Regions from separate parts of the Homo sapiens genome. Here regions 2 and 3 are each linked to region 1. The links are chromatin loops, found by intact Hi-C in ENCODE. Cell type or tissue: OCI-LY7. All regions are shown on one strand.

The links. Peaks named below come from ENCODE experiments on the same cell type or tissue, not always from the same donor. Only the 100,000 strongest peaks of a DNase experiment are listed, where the experiment ranks them.
Region 2: a loop joins it to region 1, with 4 times the contacts of the local background. A loop is called at or near these places in 3 of 110 quality-filtered maps.
Region 3: it touches region 1 in a loop (7-fold over the local background); 2 of 110 quality-filtered maps call a loop at or near these places.

The regions. Positions count from the first base shown.
Region 1 is chr10:49,051,793-49,054,292 of GRCh38, reverse strand. All of the region lies in intron 5 of VSTM4 (V-set and transmembrane domain containing 4), which reads left to right. Among named protein-coding and RNA genes, the nearest start is that of VSTM4, 62 kb to the left of the region's middle. RefSeq lists enhancers at 656-765, 776-875. In OCI-LY7, no CTCF peak of the experiment used is centred here; DNase peaks (open chromatin) are centred at 652 and 1,002; H3K4me3 peaks cover 2,115 bases; H3K27ac peaks cover 2,301 bases.
Region 2 is chr10:48,980,136-48,982,635 of GRCh38, reverse strand. It overlaps WDFY4 (WDFY family member 4), which reads right to left. Exons shown (of 62, transcript NM_001394531.1): 61 at 1,158-1,269; 62 at 1-127. The coding sequence ends at 61. The region is part of intron 1 of LOC105378298 (a long non-coding RNA gene); the gene reads left to right. Among named protein-coding and RNA genes, the nearest start is that of MIR4294, 4.2 kb to the left of the region's middle. In OCI-LY7, CTCF peaks have their summits at 919 and 1,132 (motif pointing left); a DNase peak (open chromatin) is centred at 1,105.
Region 3 is chr10:49,163,612-49,166,111 of GRCh38, reverse strand. TMEM273 (transmembrane protein 273) reads left to right here. Exons shown (of 7, transcript NM_001288740.3): 4 at 316-346; 5 at 829-907. Among named protein-coding and RNA genes, the nearest start is that of TMEM273, 24 kb to the left of the region's middle. In OCI-LY7, CTCF peaks have their summits at 1,115 and 1,334 (motif pointing right); a DNase peak (open chromatin) is centred at 1,381.

The DNA of each region.
Region 1 (2,500 bases):
CTTCTCTTCAGGGAGATGGTTTAAACTGGGAGTAGCCACTGTGGCTCTGGCTCTATTGACCTTGTTCCTGTTCCAGTGTTCTTGTTATCTGTTATCTGGGCTGGGTCCTGGGTCCTTGCTTCAGGGCCAGAGGAAGCAGGCCAACATGGATCAAGTCCCATGTCCCCTTCTCAGCTGGTGACTTTTGAGAAGGACCTGATCTCTCTGAGGCCCCATTTTTGCAACAAGGAGGGCCAGAGGTCACGGATACCAAGCTCTTTCCACAGTGCCTTGCATAGGATGGACACAAACATAGCTGTTACTGTTGTTAACTTTAGTTTCTGAAAAATATGGTTGCTCAGAATTTGTTCAATACCTTGCAAAATCTAGGTTGGCTGCTTTGCCTGGTGTTCTGGAGTGGCTGCCCATCGCTCAGGAATGCAGCCTCTCTCATGACCTGCCTGGTCTGTCCTGCAGCGGTGCTTTCCAGCACTGCTCTATTAGTGGGAGGGCAGCTGTCAAGGGGATGTCATGCTGTAATATCCTGGGCAGGAAGACTTTCTGATCAATGTCTAAGTTGAAACTTGCAGCCCTACTCACTGGGCTGAAACAAGGGCACCATGAAATACCCAAGTGGCAACATCATCCTCCCTGGGTAGTACCATGAAACGTCTACACTGCACCTGTACCCTGGAGACTAGGGTCAGTTGCTATTTAGCTGTTTCACACCCCATCTAATTTAGGCTATGCTCTCTCATCTGACCCTCATAACTTTGCAAGAGAGATAGCCAACATACACCTCCCCTTTTACAGATTGGTGGGTGGAAGCCCGGGGAAGTAAGTGACTTGCCCAGGGTCACCTCTCTGGTCAAAGTAGAATCAGCTTTAGTGGCCTTTTGACCCCTGTTCAGCACCTGTTCACTCAATCCAGCCGCTGTGTGTCATGGAGCAAAACTGCCAAGCCTTTGTGGGACAGAAGCTCCTTCTGGCAGGTGGCCAGGCCGGAACCTGGTACATCTTACAGCAAGGCCTCTGCACGTGCGACATCCTGCCTGCCCTTGTTGGAGGCAGAAAAATAGCCTTGCTCCACAATGAGCTCCCACAAATAGCACTTCTCTCTAATCAAACAGCTCTCTAATTTAGAGGGAGTTTCCGGGCGGGCCTGTTTTCTGTCTTTCTTGGTTTGACTCACTCCAACAAGGCTTGCTCTGTTGTGTCAGAGACAAAATATAGCCCTGTTCCAACCTGAGATGTCGAATAACTTTTCTTGTAAGTTAATCATAAGGTGGACTTTCCTTGCCAAATATTCCGACCAGTCCTGCTGGCTCAAGGGGAGAAACAAGATTCTGAGAGAGTGTCTATCCTATGTCAATGTGGTGATTCATTGTCTAAATGAGATCAAATTGTCGAAATATGAATTAAAATTAAATTTAGTGCAGTTTTACTGTTTTGAAGGAAAATTATGATGACAAAGCAGGTGTTCTCCACCTTAAGGAAATCCCTGAACATAATGTTATAAGTGCACAAAAATGATGTTCCAGAAACTTCCATTTTATATTAAACAGTTAAAAAAAATCCAAAAAGAGAATAGGAAGTGGAAATATTATTTGATTCTACACCGTGCAAGGTGCAGTTGGGGAGACTACCCAAGTTTTGAGGCAAAAGAAGAAAGGAAAATGTCAAAAGATTTTAGCAAAAACAAATTAAAAAACTGCATGGAACAAAAAGCCAGAATTCAAAGGGAATTGGGAAAAATATTTTTCAATAAATATGTCCAAATGGTGTAAAAGTTGCTTGCAAACCTGTAAGAAAAGCTCAAGATCCTAAATCAAGAGCAGAAATCAAGAAAATCCTAAATCAAGATCCAAAAAAAAAAAAAATCCTAAATCAAGAGAAGGAGCTATCCTTCCATCATAAATGAGAAAACTCCTTAGACAAACATGGGAAGTGTCCATTATCACTAGAAATCAGAGAAATGCAAATCAAAAAGGAATCAGCTTTTTCTTCATTAAATGAGTCATTTTAAAAAAATTGACAAGTGGTGTTAAGGAGGGTGACGTAGGTATTCTCATTTGTTGAGTGGCATAGCTGTGGTGTAGTACTAACTTGTCAAAAATCATTTTGACAGTAAGTATTAAATAGCCTTGAAAATGGTCCTTTTCCATGACCTGGTAATTCCAGCTTTAGAAATTCAACCCCAAAATGAAAGTCTAAGAATAAAAAACCATTATGCACAAATACATTTTTAGCAGTGTCATTTCTATATTAAACTGAGAAAGAAATGAGATCTTTAGATGTTAGGGAAATGGCTAAGTAAACATCGGCTTATTTCCTCACTGGAATAGTATGAGAATATAAATATGAAAAATTTAGATTAAGTAAATTAAGAATACAAAATTATAATATAATATGATTTAAAAAACACTATATATGAACAAGGAAGGGTTGAAAATTTGTATCTACACACAAAAAAACTGCACATGGATGTTTATAGCAGCTTTTTTCATAATTGCTAAAAATT
Region 2 (2,500 bases), 72 kb after region 1:
TCACCTCTGCCACCCTCAGCCTGGCACTGTTGTGCCAGAGCCTCTGCTGCCTCTCTCTTCCTACCCATCTGCAGACCAGCAGAATATTCTCCCCCTCTCATCACCAACCAGGAGTTTGGTGTGGTTTCTTGGGAAGAGAAAGAAAAGACAAGAACGTTAGAGGGACAGTACCACTTGTCCCCGCCAGCACATGGGATATTGCAACTCTGGGGCTCTATCTGGGGCCCAGCGGAGCTTGCCCCTGGTCTTGTCTCCCTTGAGGCAGGGGAGGCAGTGGGAGGAATGGAGAAGGTTTCCACCTGGGGGAGGGGAAAGCATTGAGCTGTGAGGGTGGTGGCTCCCACAGCACTGTGGGGAAGCTCAGGCCCCAGGGAACAGGACGAGGCCGTGCCTCTCTCCAGTGCCTCCAGGTGAGTCTCCTGTCCCACCAGAGAAATAGCCAGGACCAGGGCAGAACAAATGGCAAGTTCTCTGCAAAAAGTGCGGCTCTGGCCCTACCATCATGCCCACCCCACTCCACTCCGCCCCACCCAGCATCTAAAACACTGTGTAGTGCCTCCACCAAGGACCCCGGAACAGCCCACGCCACGCCAGTGAGGGAGGAAGGAAGTCCGGCTCTGCAAGGTCAGCGGCCCCTAAGGCTGCACCTCGCAGTGTGTACAAGGATGTTAATGACAGTAACCACCTCCATGGGTTACTGCGAGTCAAATAACGGGTATGAAGTGTCGGGACTGATGCTTGGCTATGCTACAGCAGCTAAGAGCCCTCAGAAGGCACTTTCTGTTAATGAAGGATAATCATCACACCAAATGTTACAGTCTGCAGTGGAACTCAGGGGAAAAGGCTCTCTTTAGGATAAAATTACAAAACAATATACTTATACCTCTTGGATTTCTTAATGAATGTTTGGATATTCAAGAGCAAGAGAGCAAGGGCATGTGTGAGTTAAAAGCAAAACAAACAACAACAAAACCCTGAAAAACGTTTCCTGGGGCTCTATATGGCCACACGGGCTGCTTCCTGTGCTTGGTGGGGCCATGTCCTGGAGTGAAGTGGCCTCCTCGGCCAGGTGGCCTGGACTCAGAGCCACTGGGGCTTTCCTAAAGGTGGCTGCAGTGCCCTCTGCTGGAGACCCAGAGAAACAAGGCCGCGCTTACCTGGACACGGCCAGAGCAGTCACTGCGGGGCTGGTTTTGCTGGGCTTCCCTGTCAAAGCAATGCTAACGTCCAGCTCTCGACTCAAGGCCAGGTTCTTCTCCCACTTGTGGCCTGTGTGGAGCATGTGAGAGAAGAGTTAGAACGCCAGATCGGCTTCGCACATACAGTGTGCATCTGCACACGGGGCCGCAAACACATACGCACATATTTATATTTGTGGTCAGCAACTTGTTAAATTGAGGGGGAAATATATTTAATCTTGGCCTGTGCTGTTGCAAAAAGGGCCGTCCCAATTTAATTTGCAGGCGGTGATAGTTACATGTGCTGACGTGCCTCGGTATCCATTGTGTACCAAATTGGATTTGTGTATTATTGCTTTCTAAATTGCATGCCTAGTTCAGCAAAATTGTTCATCAGTGTTTACTGGCTTTATGCTTAATAAGATGCCCCACAATACCTTGCTGCCAGGGTGTAATGCAGCCAGTAATTGCCTAGTAAAAATAAATTACATAAAGTCGGCATTATCAACTTATCTTAATCCTCTCACGCCACAACCAGTAATTAAATGCTGAGAATGTTTTTTTCAAAAAATATAACTCAATGATTGTTACTTCACTCATTTTAATGACTGCATTTGGGGACAGACAGTAATTCCTTCAATGTGAAGGGTGAGATGGAGAGACGCCAGCTGGGTACGTCCCTGCGAGGCCACTTCCTTGGACTCAGGGCAGGAGAGATGATACAGCCCCTGCTGTCCTGAGGTGACCACCCATGTGTGCAGACAGGCCATGTGCCAGGAAATGCATGAGGGGTCCAGGTGGGAGAAACCACCTCAAAGCACACCAGGCATTTGTACATTGTGTACAAGTCTAAACAACAAGCTTCTCCCAAGCACTTTTTATGTACCAGATTGAGTCCAAATCTTTGAGGCGATTCCTGAAATAAATTGTACTCAGCTGGGTTGGGCCTTGCTGCAAATGGCAAATAAATGAATTCCAAGCAGAAATTGGATTACATCTGCCCACAAATGCAGTATGCTTAATATCTTCAAAGATCTCCTTTCTTGCCCCTTAAGACATTTGAGGGGTATAGTAATATACACGCCAAGAGGACACACATGCAAATATCCACGTGCCATGCCCAATACAGGTCCCTTTCCAACAAAGCAGTTTTGAGCAATGTAAGAACAACATGCCTTTTTATTAGAGACCTCCAGCAGTTTAGGCTTGTAAATCTGCACATATTTTAGATTTGTTAACTCTAAACTGCAGGCCAGTGTGATTATTTGAATATGTCCATGTCATCCTGTCATTTCATGTTAATCTTCCCTTGAACTGTAATC
Region 3 (2,500 bases), 110 kb before region 1:
TATGATCCGTGAAGATAAGCAGAAGGGGCTGGTCTGGGCCGGGAGAGGAGGAGGCTTCCGAGATGCTGGCGTGTGCATCGCCCGAGGGGCTTAATAGGCCATGGGAGTTTGCTTATCCTTGAGTTTGCTTATCCTTGTGTATCCCCACAAATAAGGGGAGGAAACAGCCTCTTCATCACATAGCAGCCAGGCCCCGGGTCTCTCGAGGGCAACCGTGAGTGAGAGGACCAAGGAGAGGGAGGTGAAAGCTCTAGGGAATGCTCTGCACCTCTTGTCACACGACCCCCTTCCTAATGCCCGGCTTTCTCTGTTTAGACACCATCCCGCTAAAGAAGAGAGCCCCAAGGTAAGGTCACTGCCCACACAGTCAGGGAGAGGTATCGTGTTCTCTCCTGTCTTGACCGTGCCACTCCCTTGCCTGTCATCCCCAGCCTTCTCTGCACTCTGGCATGCTTTCTAGGTGACTAGAATGCACCTCGTGGTCCCCTCCTTACACTCTCTCCTCCTCTGGACCAGTGGGCAGGTGTCACAAGAGTGAGGGCCACAGGCTACAGCCGTCAAAGGGAGTAGGGCTCGCCTCTGCATAGCCTGGATTAGATCCTGTTCCACCCCCACTCAGACCCCTTCAGTGCATACCCCTGACTTTCAGAATGAGGCCTCCAGCCCCTGTCACTTGGGAGGTCACACGTGGTTTGTCCCAGGTTTCTGGGCTTCCCTGCTGGCATCAAGGTACCCTGCTCTTCTGCACAGAGCCCACGTCCTCAGGGACGGTCCTGCCTTGGGACCTTTGCACTTGCTGTTTTCTGTAATTGGAATGCTCTTTGCCAGAAAGCTGCAAGCCTCGACCCTCTTTTCCTTCAAATCCCTGCTTCAGTGTCACCACTGCATCATGGAGGGCCTATTTAAGGTACAATCCCCTCTCGACTCCAGCCACCATTCTCTTCTCTTTGCTTGGCTTTAGTTTTCTTTATAATTCTTTGCACTAGTTGATGCTATACGATATATTGATTTGTCTATTTTGCATGGGTTTTTTTCTAAAATGTAAGCTCCGGGCGGGTAGGGTCTTCCTTTTCACTTCTGTAGCACAGCACTTAGCACAGTGCCAGGGACAAAGTGGATACTTGCATATGTGTTGAATGAATGAATAAATAACTGAACATGAGGCCATGGGCTAGGTGCTGGGGGTCAAGGAGAGAGAAGTAGGACAATCTCCCCCAGTCTACAGGGGAGACAGGCAGGTCCCAGGTGGTGGCTGCACAGTGGGGGTGGGGGTCCCGGGAGGTCTATGGCAGGCTAAGCATGTGTTGCCTTGTGTCTTGGGGGTGCAGAGGGCTGCATAGCCACTAGGAGGTGCAGGGGAGCCTCAGGCTACGTGCGGAAGGACTAAGAGAAGCTCATGAATGCAGAGGGAACCCTAGTATATGTAGGCATCATGGGTAAAACCTGCCGCTGACAAACATGCAGTGTGGCAGAAGCAAGTGTTTCATGTGACGATATGGAAGGAAGCGCTGGAGAGATAGGTAGTTTCTATGCATGTACAGTCAGAGGGGCTTGTGTTAAGCAAAGGAGTCTGAAATCTGTCCTGAAACTTCTGGTCACCTACAGATGGGTTCTAAGCAGGGGAGAGAGAGAATATTTTTTGTTATATGGTGGCATGGAGGAGGGCCCAGCTGCAGCCAGGAAGATGTGCTGGAAGCCCGGACAGAGACTCAGGCCTGGTGCAAAGCCCTGCTGGAGTAAGTCCAGGTGGAGGCAATGGAAAAAATGAAAGATGGGAACAAAGTTAAGGAGGAGCTGGCCCAGGGACCTGGGATGAGGGACTGAGACAGCCACTGGAGGAGAGAAAAGAATCTAGAACAGCTCAGAGTTTTCTCTGAGCAGGTGCCCTTTGGGAAGTTGGTGGGGGAGCAGCTTTGGGCAGTGAGCTGGGTGAGATGATATTTTTTTGAACATGGTGAGCCGAAAGTTTCTGGACACTTCCATGTAGAGGAGATGTCTAGTAAGTGGCTGGCATTTAGGACAGAGGTCTGGGTTGACACAGGGTTAGTGGCTTTTAGAAAGTACCCAGAGCCCAGTCTCACCCTCCAGTTCTTCCATGGGACCAGGGACTGGGTAACTTCCAAGTAGTGTCTATTGAAGGAGCGGATGGATTAATGGCTGCATGAGGGATGAACGCATGGTGCATTGTGGCTGCGGGTCATGACTCATCAGCCCTCATGGAGTCATGCGCTTGGGATGAGCTGGACATGGATTTTCTTGAGAAGTTCACTTTTTTTGAGGATTTCTCCTCCTACAGATATTCTAGTTTTCAGCAGTGGTTTCTGATTGTGAAGCATTAAAGCACATTTCATCAACTCTGTCTCCCAGCACCCCATCTCTCCTTCTGTTTCTGACTCTCACTCTCCTTCTCTCTGTCCCCTCCCATGTCATCCCCCCACCCCAAGTTTGTGTCAGTCCACTGGGTCCTGGGCTGGAGAAGACAGGATATATAACTTATCAT